2 separate regions of the Homo sapiens genome follow, and region 2 is linked to region 1. A link is a contact called in ENCODE POLR2A ChIA-PET data. All regions are on one chromosome and are shown on one strand. The core of a region is the stretch at or near the end of the contact, and the rest is flanking DNA. Distances in the headings are between cores, read along the strand shown. Region 1 holds the start of DNASE2 (deoxyribonuclease 2, lysosomal). Region 2 holds the start of ALKBH6 (alkB homolog 6).

Region 1 (6,912 bases), core at 977-3,476:
CAGTGTAATCCCAGCACTTTGGGAAGCCGAGGAGGGCGGATCACCTGAGGTCGGGAGTTCAAGACCAGCCTGGCCAACATGGAGAAACCTCATCACTACTAAAAATACAACATTAGCCGGGCATGGTGGTGCATGCCTGTAATCCCAGCTACTCGGGAGGCTGATGCAGGAGAATCACTTGAACCCAGGAGGCGGAGGTTGCAGTGAGCCGAGATTGCACCATTGCACTCCAGCCTGGGTAGCAAGAGCAAAACTCCTTCTCAAAAAAAAAAAAAAAAAAAAGGCAATTAGAGGGTATTGCTCCAGGCCTCCCAGCAAGCTCATCTGCAATCAGGAACACCCTCAGTTTGCAGCGGGGCTTAGAGAGGGTGCCAGCAGTGTTAGAACCACAGCTGAGCTCAGTTTTTGCAGGCATAAATTCTTATAGTCCAGAATAACGCCAAGAGTAATGTAAGGTAGGGAAACAGGCCAGGTGTGGCGGCTCATGCCGGTAATCGCAGCACATTAAGAGGCCAAGGTGGGTGGATTGCTTGAACCAGGACTTAGAGACCAGCCTAGGCAACATGGCAAAAGCCCACTCTACAAAAATACAAAAAGTAGGCCAGGTGTGGTGGCTCACGCCTGTAATCCCAGCACTTTGGGAGGCCAAGGCAGGTGGATCACCTGAGGTCAGGAGTTCAATATCAGCCTGTCCAACCTGGTAAAACCCCATCTCTACTAAAACATACAACATTTAGCTGGGCATGGTGGCGCACACCTGTAATCCCAGCTACTCCAGAGGCTGAGGCAGAAGAATCGCTTGAACTGGGGAGATGGAGATTGCAGTGAGCTGAGATTGCACCACCGAACTCCAGCCTGGGTGATGGAGAGAGAGTGCCGCAAAAAAAAAAAAAAAAAAAAAAAGCCAGGCGTGGTGGGGGGTACCGGCAGGCCCAGTACTTGGGAGGCTGAGGTAGGAGGATCACCTGAGCCCTGGGAGGTCAAGGCTGCAGTGAGCTGTGATACTGCACTCCAGCCTAGGTGACTGGGTGAGACCTTGTCTAAAAGAAAATAAAATAGGGGAAATAGATGCCCAAGGTCTGACAGGGGAGATCTCCCACCCCACTATGGAGGTCAGGGGTTAGCTTGGAAAAATGCATAGGAACTCGGCTGGGCAGGGTGGCTCATTCCTGTAATCCCAGCACTTTGGGAGGCCAAGGCGGGTAGATCACTTGAGGTAGAAACCAGGAGTTCGAGACCAGCCTGGCCAACATGGTGAAACCTCGTCTGTACTAAAAATATGAAAATTAGCCTGGTGTGATGGTGCGCCTTTAATACCAGCTACTTGGGAGGCTGAGACAGGAGAATTGCTTCAACCCCAGAGGCAGAGATTGCAGTGAGCCAAGATTGTGCCACTGCACTCCAGCTTGGGTGACAGAGCGAACTCCCACCGTCTCAAAAACAAAGAAAAAAAAAAGTTGGGGGGAATAGATGCCCAGGGTCTGACAGTGCAGATCTCCCCGACCACCCCATGCACGTCAGGGGTTACCTTGGAAAAATGGGACCCGAGTCTCTCCCCAGCCCCCAATCCAGGCCTCACCCTTCGTGTGCCCACGCATGGAAGAGTCCTGAGCCTTGCTGGGTTGAGGCGGTTGGTCATTGTAGAGCAGGAAGGCGAGCTGCGGGCGGATAAACGGAGGCAACGTGAAATTCCTCCCAGGCAGGGCAGCCCTAGAGTTTCGCCCCTAGTTGGCCCGGGGCCCCCTTCACCTGGCTGGTGTTGCTCCGGTACAGCGGCTGCAGGCTTCGGCCCACGGCCCCCTCCGGGCTGTTGATGAGTGCCCTGCCGTCCCGCCAGCCTCCGGAGCTCTCGTCCAGATACTTGTACTGCAGCCCTCTCTGCGCCGCCTCCCCGGACCCTCTAAGAGCTGGCAGCTTGTAGACCACGAACCTGGAGGTCGGAGAATGCACAGAAATAGGAGAGAGGGAAGAGAAGGCACCCCAGGGTTCCCCGAGGAGGTAGCCATCCCGGTTGAGTGACCGCAGCCGGACCCCGGGGCGATGGTAGGCCCCCCGCTGCGCACTCACCAGTCTACAGGCTGCCCGGAGTCCCCGTAGCAGGTCAGGGCCCCGGCGGGGACGCACAGCAGCGCTGCCAGCAGCAGCGGGATCATAGCTGCTATGGGGCTGAGATCCAGGAATCTGTGTCGGGACTGCGGGGCGCTGGGTTACATCAGAGGCCAGGACTGGCACCTGGCGCCTTTCACTTCCCTAAACTTGCCTGGGAACCGGGGCGGGGACATCACGAGGGTACAGACTCCTCCCCCGAGACGCGATGCTGCGTTTTGGAGAGGCAAAAGGCAACGCTGAGTCTGCCCAGACCACGCCCACGACGGGCCCGGCGCTCCAGCGTCTCCTGGAGCCTGGCCACCGTTCCTTTTCGTGGTAGCTAATCCCAGCCCACGCTCTTCTGTCTGACCCAACTCCCGCCCGGGTTTCTGGATCAGGCACAAGTTTGTATTTTATTTTTTATTCCAGCCCTACAACCTGGGTCCAACTCTTGGGACCTTTGTTCTTCCTCTTTTTTTTTTTTTTTTTTTTTTTTTTTTTTTGAGACGGAGTTTCACTCTTGTCGCCCAGGCTGGAGTGCAATGGCACGATCTCGGTTCACTGCAACCTCCGCCTTCCTGATTAAAGCGATTATCCTGCCTCAGCCTCCCGAGTAGCTGGGATTACAGGCGCCCGACACCACGCCCGGCTAATTTTTGTAGTTTTAGTAGAGACGGGGTTTTTCCATGTTGACTAGGCTGGTCTCGAACTCCTGACCTCGTGATCCACCAGCCTCGGCCCCCGAAAGTGCCAAGATTGCAGAAGTGAGCCACTGCGCCCCTTAAGAAGCATTTGTGTTCCAGTGTATCTTCCCCTTTTTCTTTCTTTTTTTTTTTCCTTCCTTTTTTTTTTTTTTTTTTCCCGGACAATATCTCGCTCTGTTGCCCAGGCCGGAGTGCAGTGGCGCAATCTTGGCTCACTGCAACCTCTGCCTCCCCAGCTCAAGTGATCCTCTCACCTCAGCCTCCCGAGTAGCTGGGATCACGGGCACATGCCACTATGCCCAGCTAATTTTTGTAGTTTTTTTTTTGAAACACGGTTTCACCATGTGGCTCAGGCTGAACTCCTGAGCTCAAGGGATCCACCTGTCTTGCCTCCCAAAGTGCTGGGATTACAGGCATGTAATCCACGCCACCCAGACTCTCCTTTTTCATTCTGCACGTTTTCTCCAGGATCCCCTGAGCTAGCAAAGAGGTGACTGTATGTTTGTTTTTTGTCGTTTTGAGACAGGATAATGGTTTCTCACCCAGGCTAGAATGCAGTGACTCCATCACAGTTCACTGCAGCCTCAACCTACTGGGCTCAAGAGATCTTCCCAGGTAGCTGGTACTACAGGCCTGTGCCACCACACCCAGATAATTGTTCATTGCAGAGATGAGGGTCTCACTATGTTGCCCAGGCTGCTCTGGAACTCCGGGGTTCAAGTGATTCTCCCACCTCAGCCTCAAAGGATCATGGCAGGGCAAAGGGCTATGGGAATCTGAGTACTGGCTTGAAACTGCCTTTGCAAAAATTATGACAGAAAATTATGTCAGTGAAAGAGCTCTGACCTAACCAACTCCATCTTGCCTTTAATCTCCAAACTGCCCTTGCTTGGTCATTCCTGGAGTGGGGTCAAGCTAACTTTTTTTTTTTTTTTGACACGTTGTCTCACTCTGTCGCCCAGGCTGGAGTCCAGTGGTGTGATCTCAGCTCACTGCAACATCCGCCTCCTAGGTTCAAGCAATCCTCCTGCCTCAGCTTCCTGAGTAGCTGGGATTACAGGCATGCGCCACATGCCCAGCTAATTTTTGTATTTTTGGTAGAGACTGGGTTTCACCATTTTTGGTAGAGATGGGGTTTCACCTTGGGGCTCAGGCTGGTGTCGAACTCCTGGGCTCAAGTGATCTGCCCGCCTCAGCCTGCCAAATTGCTGGGATTAAAGAGGGAGCCACCATGCCTGGCCCCAAGCTAATTTTGGGAGGAATTTAGTTTATAGCTTAAATGATAATAGCCCTTCCCCAAACTAAACTGCCTTTGTAGAAATAATGAAAGGGCACTAGGTTAGGAGGATGAGAGGAGCCTGAATTCTGCTAAACTGTAGGTGTAGTAGTTAAATTATGACCAGCCATTTTTCCGGCCGGGTGCGGTGCCTCACGCCTGTAATCCCAGCACTTTGAGAGGCCGAGGCTGGCAGATTACCTGAGGTCAGGATTTCGAAACCAGCCTGGCCAGCATTTCGAAACCCCATCTCTTCTAAAAATACAAAAATTAGCCCGGCATGGTGGCATGTGCCTGTAATCCTAGCTACCTGGTAGGCTGACACAGGAGAATCACTTGAACCCAGGAGGCAGAGGTTGCAGTGAGCCAAGATGGAACAACTGCACTCCAGCCTGGGCAAGAGCAAGACTCCATCTCAAAAACAAAAACAAAGATGGCCAGCCATTATTCTGGAGGTCACAAGGTTTGCAACTTCCCCAGTTATTTCTGCAAATAACATGACTATTGCAAAACCTAACGCTGGCCTTTTTAGATGTCTTTTTAGGCTTTTTGCATATCTGACAACTGGATGACTCCACCCAGACTAGCGACTCTATGGTCCCCACCCAGAAGCTGACTCAGCAACTGTTTTCCACAGCTCCAGGATTGCAGCAAGGCACCCATTCCCTAGCCCTCCTGCCCACCAAACTGTTCTTGAATAACCCTAGCCTCTGAATTTTCAGGGAGGCTGATTCAAGTAATAAAACTCCCATCTCCCATTTAGCTGGATGTATGTGGATTAAACTCTCTCTATTGCAATCCCTCTGTCTCGATAAATTGGCTCTATCTGGACAGTGGGCAAGATGAACCCCCTGGGCAGTCATAGGCTGTGAACTCTTAAATCCAGGGAGATGTTTGCTGTCAATGTCCGCAGGGTTCAAGGCAGAAGACAAGGACAGTGTAGCCTGAACTGGGTGGGAAAAGAGAGGACAGCAAGGCCTCCAGTGCCCAAGGGGGCTTGTTGGAGTTGAGGGGTGTCACTGTAGTTTAGGAGATGAGGGTGTGTAAGGCCCTCTAATATGACCTCTAGGTTTACAGCCTCCTGCCATCTTCCAGCCTCCAAAACCCAAAAATTCAGGCCAACGCTGAAGCTTTATCTGGGAGGGGCATTTTTATAGGACCCATAACCATTGACAGTTAATATCAGCCACAATAAGGGACCTTCAGGAGCCGCTTTCTAGACCCAGGGTCTCTGGGAAGCCTCATCCCACACCCTCTCCTGCTGTCCAGGGCCATCTGGGAGCTGGTCTGAGTGTCCACTGAGTCCGTTTATTTGGCGGTCTGTCTCACTGGGTTTGCACGACAGTTTGGACATCTCTGTGTGGCTCCCTGTGGCTGAAGGCTTGTCGGATTTTCCGTAAGAGGCTCCCCCAGGGCTGTCTATGGGTCCGTGTTTGATATTTGGGTGGATCTTTGGGAACGCGAGTCCAGGAGAGGGTCCATTCGTGGGAAAACCACCCAGCATTGTGTCACGCGCGTCCGTGTGAAGAGACCACCAAACAGGCTTCTTGTCCCATCCCCAGTCACTAGGAGAGTCCAAGTGCCAGGGCAGGGCTCAAAGGTGGCGCTTCATGTGCAAGGCCAGGTGGTCAGAGCGCGAAAAAGCACGTGGGCAGAGCTGGCAGCGGAAGGGGCGCTGCCCCGTGTGTTTCCGGTAGTGGCGGGTCAGCTCGTCCGAGCGCGCGAATCTCCAGCCGCAGCCTTCCCACGTGCAGGCGTATGGCTTCTCCCCTAGGGGACAAGGAAGCCATAAGCGCCACTGTCTGCCCAGTCATGTCCCCGGGTCCCCTGCATCTGGCCACACCCCTTTACTCAGCCTGGGCTGGGACTAGGATGAACAAAGTGAGGCCCCTAGGGCACAAAATTTAAGGAGGCACTCACTCTCAGAGGCCAGCCAAGTCCAAGTCCCGCCCTCTGCAACCCTTCTTCCCCTGTAACTACAGCGGGCGCCGCGCCCTTTCTCATGTCCGGGGCCCCGCCCCCTCACCTGTGTGCGTGCGCAGATGCGCCTTCAGGTGGGAGCTCTTGGTGTAGCTCTTGCCGCAACCCGGGTGCGCGCACGTGTGCGCTGCCTGCCTCTTGCGCGCCCACGAACGTCGGCCTCGCTTGGATGGCGCGGTCTCGGCTATCACACCTGGATCCTCTGCAGTCCCCCCGAGTCCAGTGCCCACCGTCCCGGGTCCCAAACAACTCAGGAAGGAGGGGGACGTGGCGGGACCGGGCGCGGGTCCCTGGAGCCCGCGGAAGAGCTGGAAGTGCCCTTGGTACTGAGGCGCCGGGTACATCGCGGGGTACCCGGACAGTAGCCCGTAGGGGGCGCCCGACGCCGCAGGCACTGAAAGCCCGGTCCGCGGGAAGTAGCCACCCGAGGAGCCGGCGCCGGGCCCCGGGTACACCGGTTGCAGCGCCAGCGCCTTGGGCTCGGGGGCCGGGGCTGGAGCCAGGGCTGGGCCCACGAAGGCGTCGGGAGCCCGGGCTCGCAGGGCAGGGCGCACCCAACCCGAGTGATCCTCCGAACCCAAAAGCCCAGCCACCAGCCCCGGGCCGCCAGCATATGCGCCCAGAGTCTCGGGCGGCGGCGGATATTGCGCCCCGGAGGCCTCGCTGGGCGCCAGAGCGCAGGTCTGGGGCGCGCCACCGGGCTCCGGGCCCGAGAAGTTGGTGAGGAGGAGATCCAGGTCCCAGGTGGCGTCCGCGCCCCTCTCATCGTCCTCTTCCTCCCCGGGCTGGTCCTCAGACTTCACGTGGAGGGGCGGCTCCGTGGGGTCAGGAGGACCCGGGCCCATGTCCTGCGCCTCTTCGGAG
Region 2 (6,727 bases), core at 2,690-5,189, about 23 Mb after region 1:
GTTAATGGCGGTGGGGTATCTAAGGATATCAGTGTCTGCTGGGGAGTCAGGGGTATCCATTCAGCAGGTTGGGGCATCGGGGAGCCTGTGAAAATCATGGCATGTGGGACAGACACCCTGTAAGCAGATGGGTTGGGTGTCTGGGAGGAAGTGGGTACACCCCATGAGGGGACAAGGGAAGGTATCTGGGAGAGTGCCAGGAGTACCCCGAAGGCATGTGGGACCAGGTCATCTTGGAGGATGTGCGAGGTTGAAGTGCCTACAAGCAGCTGGGGCAGTGTCTGGGGGCCCACCTGTTCTGTAGGGTCATCGTCCTCTGGCCGCCGCGGCTCGTAGAAGTCCAGCACGGTGTGGGAGCCCAGGCTGATGGTGCTGACAGTCGGGTAGTACAGTGGTCCGTCCTCGTGGGGCTAGGGAGTGGGCACCAGGGCTGGGCAGGGCAGGAGTCCACAACCCCCACCCTCTGGGTCAAAGGGGGGCTTCCCAAGCCAGGGACAGGGAGGTGAATGCCTGTTTGGGAGATGTGGCTGCCTAATGAGTGAGGGTGGGTACAGAGTCCCCTGCCCCAGCACAGCTCAGAAGTCTGAGTGGGGGGACACGGGCCGAGGGTGTGTGGTTACCATGATGCCCTCCCCAGGCAGATACTGGTTCACGAGGACATGGTTAGCTGGGAGGCCTCCAAAGAGGCTGAGGTTTGACACTTTGTCCACGTAGCGCTGGAGCCATGGGGGCAGCCGCTCAGGAACCATCCCTCGGGGATGAGGAAGCCCACCTGGGGAAGGCAATGGGGTCCTGAGGGCCCCCCTATAGCAATAGATCCCCCATTAGGGATTCCACAGTGGCTGGAAGCACCCTGATCCTCTCAGGGACCCCTGACCGTTTGGAGATAGCCACTGGGTCCTTCAGAGGTTTCCTCACTTCTCCAGACCACAGGTCCCTTTCAGATACTCCCAACTCATCAGGAAATCCCTAATCCCTCAGGACCTCCACTGACCCCTTCAGAATCCTCCTGGCTCTTGGGGCCCCTTGAGCTGTCAGGGACCCTCTGATGTCTTAAGTCTATTGGACCTGAGTCCCCTGCCCCAGCCTACATCCCAGAATCACTCCTGCCCCCAGCCAGGGATACTTACCCCAGTTCTGTAACTTTCTCCCAGAGAGCTGGGTCCACTTTGGCTTTGGGGCATTAAAAACCTAAGAGGTGGGAAGGGGGTCACTCCTTTCTCAGGATCACCCCTCTATGATCCTCCCACCTAGACCAACATAGGGGCCTTTACCTCCGGGATGGAAATGGGTCATCTGTGTCTGTGGGACCATTCCCTGGGGCGGTGGGTTCCTAGGATTTTGTGGTTTGCCTTTTTTCCTGGGAACGCCTTTGGCCCCAAAGCCCACCTGTGTCTACCAGGATTTAGGAATCAGGGCTGCACAACCGTGGTCTGAGAGTTGTGGGTCTCACAATCTACTCAGAGTTCTGGGGCTGGACAGGGCTCTTTCAGCCCAGCAAATAGTCTGCATTCTAATTTCCTGATTCCGTGCCAAACCTGGTTGCTCATGCCTGTAATCCCAGCACTTTGGGAGGCCGAGGCGGGCAGATCACTTGAGGTCAGGAGCTCGAGACCAGCCTGGCCAACATGGGGAAACCCCGTCTCTACTAAAAATACAAAACTTAGCTGGGCATGGTGGCATGCACCTGTAATCCCAGCTACTTGGGAGGATGAGACAGGAGAATCGCTTGAACCTGGGAGGCGGTGTGGTGTCACACGCCTGCAATCCAAGCTACTCAGGAGACTGAAACACAAGAATCAGTTGAACCCAGGAGGCGGAGGCTACAGTGAACCGAGATCACGCCACTGCAGTCCAGCCTGGGCGACAGAGCAAGATTGTCTCAAAAAACAAACAAACAAAAATTCCTGATTCCTGGGCTCTCTGAGGACAGTTTGAGTTCTGCAACCGACTTGTTCCTATTGCCTGGGGGAGGGAGTATGCAAAGCTGGGCTATCTCAGCACAGCAAAGAAAGTACTTTGAAAATCTTCCACTGCCAAGATCCTAATGATCTAGAATGGGCTATCTCAGTCCAACAAGTCTAGCTCTAGTTGATAATCTACTCATTCCCTTCATGGTTATGGAGCTGTACTGGGCTATTTCAGCCCAGGAATTCTATAATATGTAGATTTTTCAATGCCAAGAACGCAAAGGTCTGGAATGGGCTATCTCAGCAAAAAAGTCTGTGTTCTGTAGCTAATTTTTTCCTGGACTCAAGATCAGTGGGTTACTCCAACACAGGGAAGATCTGTGCTCTGTAACTTAGGCACTGGGGCTGCAAAGGGCAGGAACTCTGAGCTTTGAAAATTCTTCTTTCCCCAAACCTTAAGAACAGAATGCAGACTGGGCCATCTCAGCGTAGATGGTCTGTATTTGGTAACCTTATTGTGCTCTGGGTCTATGCTGGGCTATTTTAGCACAGGAAAGAGTTTACTGGGCTATCTCAGCACAGAAATCTGAATACAAAATTCTTTACTCCCCAGTCTCAATGATCTGAACTGGGCTATCTCAGCCTATGTTTATAACCCCCTATTCTCTAAGCTAGCAGGATTGGGCTATCTCAGTAGAGGGAGTATGAGCTCTGTAACTTCCTTGTTCCTTCTGTCGGGGTCTTCACTGCAGCCTTGGGGGCTCTCATACAGAGGATGGACATTGGGGAGGAATATGGGAAGAGTGGGAAAACAGACCAGTAGGGCACTGAGGTCACCTGTCGAAGCAAATACTCCTCCTCTTCTTTGGAGATGAAGTCAGGGACATAGTAGATTACAGGTGGTGCCTAGGATAGAAAGACCCCCTGAAGGTGTGGCCCTTCAACCCACACAGAGGACATATCATCACAGAGCAACCCCTATGCCTGGAGACAGGCTCAGGATGTCCTCAGACAGGTCAGGGTCTAAAGTCAAGGGACCAGTGCCATTCCAGAATGGACTCTGACAGTAAGAATGAATTTGGTGGAAGGGGGCAGTCCCAACCCAAGAACTCAGGAATCAGCCTGCCTCCTTCACCCTCTGCACCCTGAGTTCTGACAACCTGCTCCACTCTGAACGGTTCCAGGGCTGGGACTCTGGCGTCCTGCTCCTCCATCAACACCAACTCCTTGCACCCAATCCTGTAGGGAGGGGAGGACATACTGAAGTCACTAGGCCTCCCGCCCTAACACCATGATGCAGCATTCCACCCCATCACAGGCCAGGCCTCACCTCAGCCCTCTTCTGAAACGCACTTGGTCTCTAAAATCTGAGTCTTCAGCATCTTACAAGCCACACAGAGAGCCCCTACGTTCCATGCCCGGACACAATGAGCCCCAAGAATAATCCCCCATTACTCTGTCCACTAAGGGCCCATCCAACTACACATATGCCTTCTCAATCCTCCCACAGAGAACATTCTCTGGCCCCACACACAGGGAGCCTTTCTCAAAAGCTCTACACATAGCCCCCAGGGCTGCACTCCAGAGCCCCTTTAAACACCTTGAGACCCCGCTTCAGACCTGCAACTGTGAGCCCGGCTATCAACACTCAGCGACCCCCGCCCCCCACCGAATCCCATTCTGTGCACTCCTGTGACCCCAATCTGAGCCTCCTCAGACATGTCCACCCTCAGCCTCCTCGGATCCCCCCATTTGGACGCCCCTCGGATTTCCCCTCCTGAGCGCCCCTTCACTCCAGCACCCTGAGATCTTTAGCTCTGAGGCTGACTCCCAAATCTTCTTCCCTCCCTGAACCATTCAGATCCCCGACTCCGAGCCTTTTAGGACTCCAAGCTCTGAGCCTCCTCGGACTCCTACTCTGGGCTCCCCCGGATCCCCACTTTCAGCCCTATTGACATCCATCTCTACCCCCAGCACTCCCCAAAACTGACCGTCCACCAGCGTCCCCTCCAATTTCCAAATTCAACATCCCCATCCCCCTCCCAGCCATTTCCGCCCCACATTACAGACGCAGAGTCCGCAGGCCAATGGGAGCTCCCAGAGGCTTCAAGGGCCCGCCTTCCACCCAATCGGCGCTCTCACTCAGTATTCGCCCGCCCCCTTCATGCTCGCCTAAGGATAGGCCGCGCCTCCTGGCCTCTGAGCCATTGGCAGGAGGGCGTGGGCGGGGCATCGTCGTCTGGCACTGGCCACTCAGAACTTAGGAACTGAACCTGGCCATTGGCGGAGTGGACCCCGATGGGTGGGACGGGGGCGGCAGCCGTGACAGCCGCGGGAAGACATGAGAGGCTGCTAGAAGGACTTCCCGCGGCCAGCGCCATCACCTGCCCACGCCGCAGGGAGGTGAGACTGAAGGAAGCACTTCCTTTCCCGTCTTCTCCCAGCAAGGGAAACCCCCAATGACCCGACACAGAGAGGCCATAGAAACGTCTTTATTGAAGAGGACAGGAGTCATGCTGAGTTTGGGGACATGCAGTGAAGGGGCAGTCGTGAGCTGTCCTTGGTGGTCGGGGCCCCAGGTCCGCCCTGGACCCCCTGGGCCTTCAGGTTCTCCCTCGAGCTGTTGGTCTGGCCCAGGTGCTGTGGGGTCCTTTGAGGCCAGTGACTAGAACGTAGATTGAAATCGGGGTTCCAGGATTTGAGATCCCCTCAGGGCCTTGGGGCCTTCCATTTATTAGAGATGGAGGCTTTAGGATTTGGGGTTCCCTTAGGGCTGGGGCTCTTGGAATTTGGTGTCTTGAAACCCATGGACTCGGGGCATTGAAATTCTCCAGTTTCCAGGGATGGGAATTCCTGTGTGGGGTTTCCTGGTGCCTGTGAATAGGGCTTGAGGTGTCTGGGAGCCTGGAATGCATATCCTGACTGCAGTCTCCTCCATACCAGGCACAAGGACCTCATGATTGGGTTTCCTGGGGACTTGGGATTGGATTTTCAAATTTGGGATTCCCTGGGGATTTGGGATTCCATGATTTGGGGGTCCTAGGAGTTACGGCATTGGGGTCTTCTAGGGGCTGTAGGACTTGAGGGCACAGGGGAGTTTGGGACGTGTGTACTCTAGGGTTTGGGATCCCCAGAGTCCTAGAATGGGGCCTCCAAATTTTGGGGTCCCCCAAAGGGGGAAGTCGTTACTTAAAAAATAGAGAATTTTCTGGGAGTCTGGCCAGCACAGGAGCTGTGGGCCATGTGGGGTGGGCTTCATACAAGGCACTGGGGGTTTCTTGAGGGTGCAGAGGGTAGGAAGACTTGGGGGGTCCTGTAATTAGCACTTCCAGGACTGTTTTGGTGTCTGTAAATTAGGGGTGACAGTGGGCTGGTTATGGTGGGTTTCTTCTTGAGGGATAAGAACAAGGGTCTTTGTTAATGAAGGAAGTCTCTGATTGAGGGGTTGGAATCTAAGGGCTTCAGGGTGACCATGGGGTCACGACATCTTGAGAGGACTGATGTTAAATGGGGAACAATGACATGAATGTCTGTTACTCTTTTGCTTTGGGGGTGTGACCTATGTTTATTTCAAGAGGACTTAAGGGGCAGTGTTTGTTAATGGGGAGGTTTCTGATCCAGGGTTGGGTGATTCAAGAATGTTCTGTTGTAATGCATTATGTGGAGAGGGTCACCATCATTTGGGGTGATATGGAAATCTGTTAATCTGGGAATCTGCTCTGAGGGGTTGGGGATAGGGACTAGCCTGAAGGTGCTACTCAGGGAATCTCTTTCTGGGTGACATGGGGTCTGTATTTGGGGGTTATTATGGGAGTATCTGTTAATAATGGGGCCTCAATGATCGAGGGCTGGCTAACAGGGGTCTCTACTCTGGATGTGTTACTGGGAATCTCTATCTCAGGGTGACTCAGGGCTCCTCGGGTGTCAGGAGATGCTAGTGGGGACTCTGTCTCTTTGTCAGGTGTCCAGGGCCTCTAAGACTGCATCTCCGCCCTCAGCATCCAGGGGAACCAGCAGCAGAACAGCAACCTGGAAAGGAGGATGACAGGGTCACGCCCTTAGGCAGGCAGCGGGGACATCTGCACCCATCACCCCCAGCCTTTCCCCCAGTGTTTGCTATCAGGCCTTTCTGGATTCTGCCTCTACCTCTCTGGCTGTGGTTTGTTTGTTTGTTTGTTTTCTGAGATGGAGTCTCACTCTGTCACCCAGGCTGGAGTGCCATGGCACGATCTCGGCTCACTGCAACCTCTGCCTCCCAGGTTCAAGCAATTCTCCTGTCTCAGCCTCCCGAGTAGCTGGGACTACAGGTGTATGCCATTGTGTCCGGCTAACTTTTGTGTTTTTGGTAGAGACGGGGTTTCACCATGTTGGCCAGGCTGGTCTTGAACTCCTGACCTCAGGTGATCCGCCTGCCTTGGCCTCCCAAAGTGCTGGGATTAAAGGCATGAGCCACCCCGCCCGGTCTCTAGCTGTTGTTCTGAGGCTCGTATGGAGTGAAGGGTGTTCTGCTTCCTTTACCGGCCCACCCGAAAGTGGAATTCACTAGAATTCAGTGCGGGGCCCTACACCCTAAAGACTGTTTCTGGGTATGCTTACAAGTCACAAGTTTTCCTAACCTCTCTTTCCAGCCCTGACCAGAGCTCCAGACCTCTGGGTCCAACTGCCTTATGGATCCCTCTCCCTGAATGTCACATAGGAGAGGGGACAGGGGTTGGCCACACACCTGGAAATGGAGTTCTCTGATGCAATGTCCTTTGGGGTCCGGACTGTGGTGAAGGTGCGTTTGGGCTGCGTCACTGAAGAGGAGGGCAGGATGT

Evidence for each region. ChIA-PET counts read pairs that join two places held with the same protein, here RNA polymerase II (POLR2A).
Region 2: POLR2A ChIA-PET joins it to region 1 with 11 read pairs in BJ. The contact joins the promoter of ALKBH6 here to the promoter of DNASE2 in region 1. POLR2A ChIA-PET finds 5 or more read pairs at or near these places in 2 of 52 experiments (BJ and CD4-positive, alpha-beta memory T cell).

What each region holds. Positions count from the first base shown.
Region 1 is chr19:12,879,223-12,886,134 of GRCh38, forward strand. DNASE2 (deoxyribonuclease 2, lysosomal) reads right to left here and starts at 2,227. Exons shown (of 6, transcript NM_001375.3): 1 at 2,068-2,227; 2 at 1,750-1,930; 3 at 1,580-1,658. The coding sequence starts at 2,153. KLF1 (KLF transcription factor 1) reads right to left here. Exons shown (of 3, transcript NM_006563.5): 2 at 6,095-6,912; 3 at 5,200-5,838. The coding sequence ends at 5,663. RefSeq lists enhancers at 1,758-2,385, 2,045-2,154, 4,579-4,840, 5,713-6,264, 6,162-6,251, cis regulatory regions at 2,049-2,609, 3,349-3,849, 4,389-4,909, 5,789-6,289, 6,869-6,912 and a silencer at 6,402-6,661.
Region 2 is chr19:36,010,274-36,017,000 of GRCh38, forward strand. It overlaps ALKBH6 (alkB homolog 6), which reads right to left and starts at 3,940. Exons shown (of 7, transcript NM_032878.5): 1 at 3,902-3,940; 2 at 3,071-3,149; 3 at 2,748-2,816; 4 at 1,131-1,191; 5 at 621-772; 6 at 294-410. The coding sequence starts at 3,124. CLIP3 (CAP-Gly domain containing linker protein 3) reads right to left here. Exons shown (of 14, transcript NM_015526.3): 13 at 6,634-6,706; 14 at 4,387-5,939. The coding sequence ends at 5,885. LOC101927572 (a long non-coding RNA gene) reads left to right here and starts at 4,229. Exons shown (of 4, transcript NR_170988.1): 1 at 4,229-4,313; 2 at 6,539-6,687. RefSeq lists an enhancer at 4,330-4,429.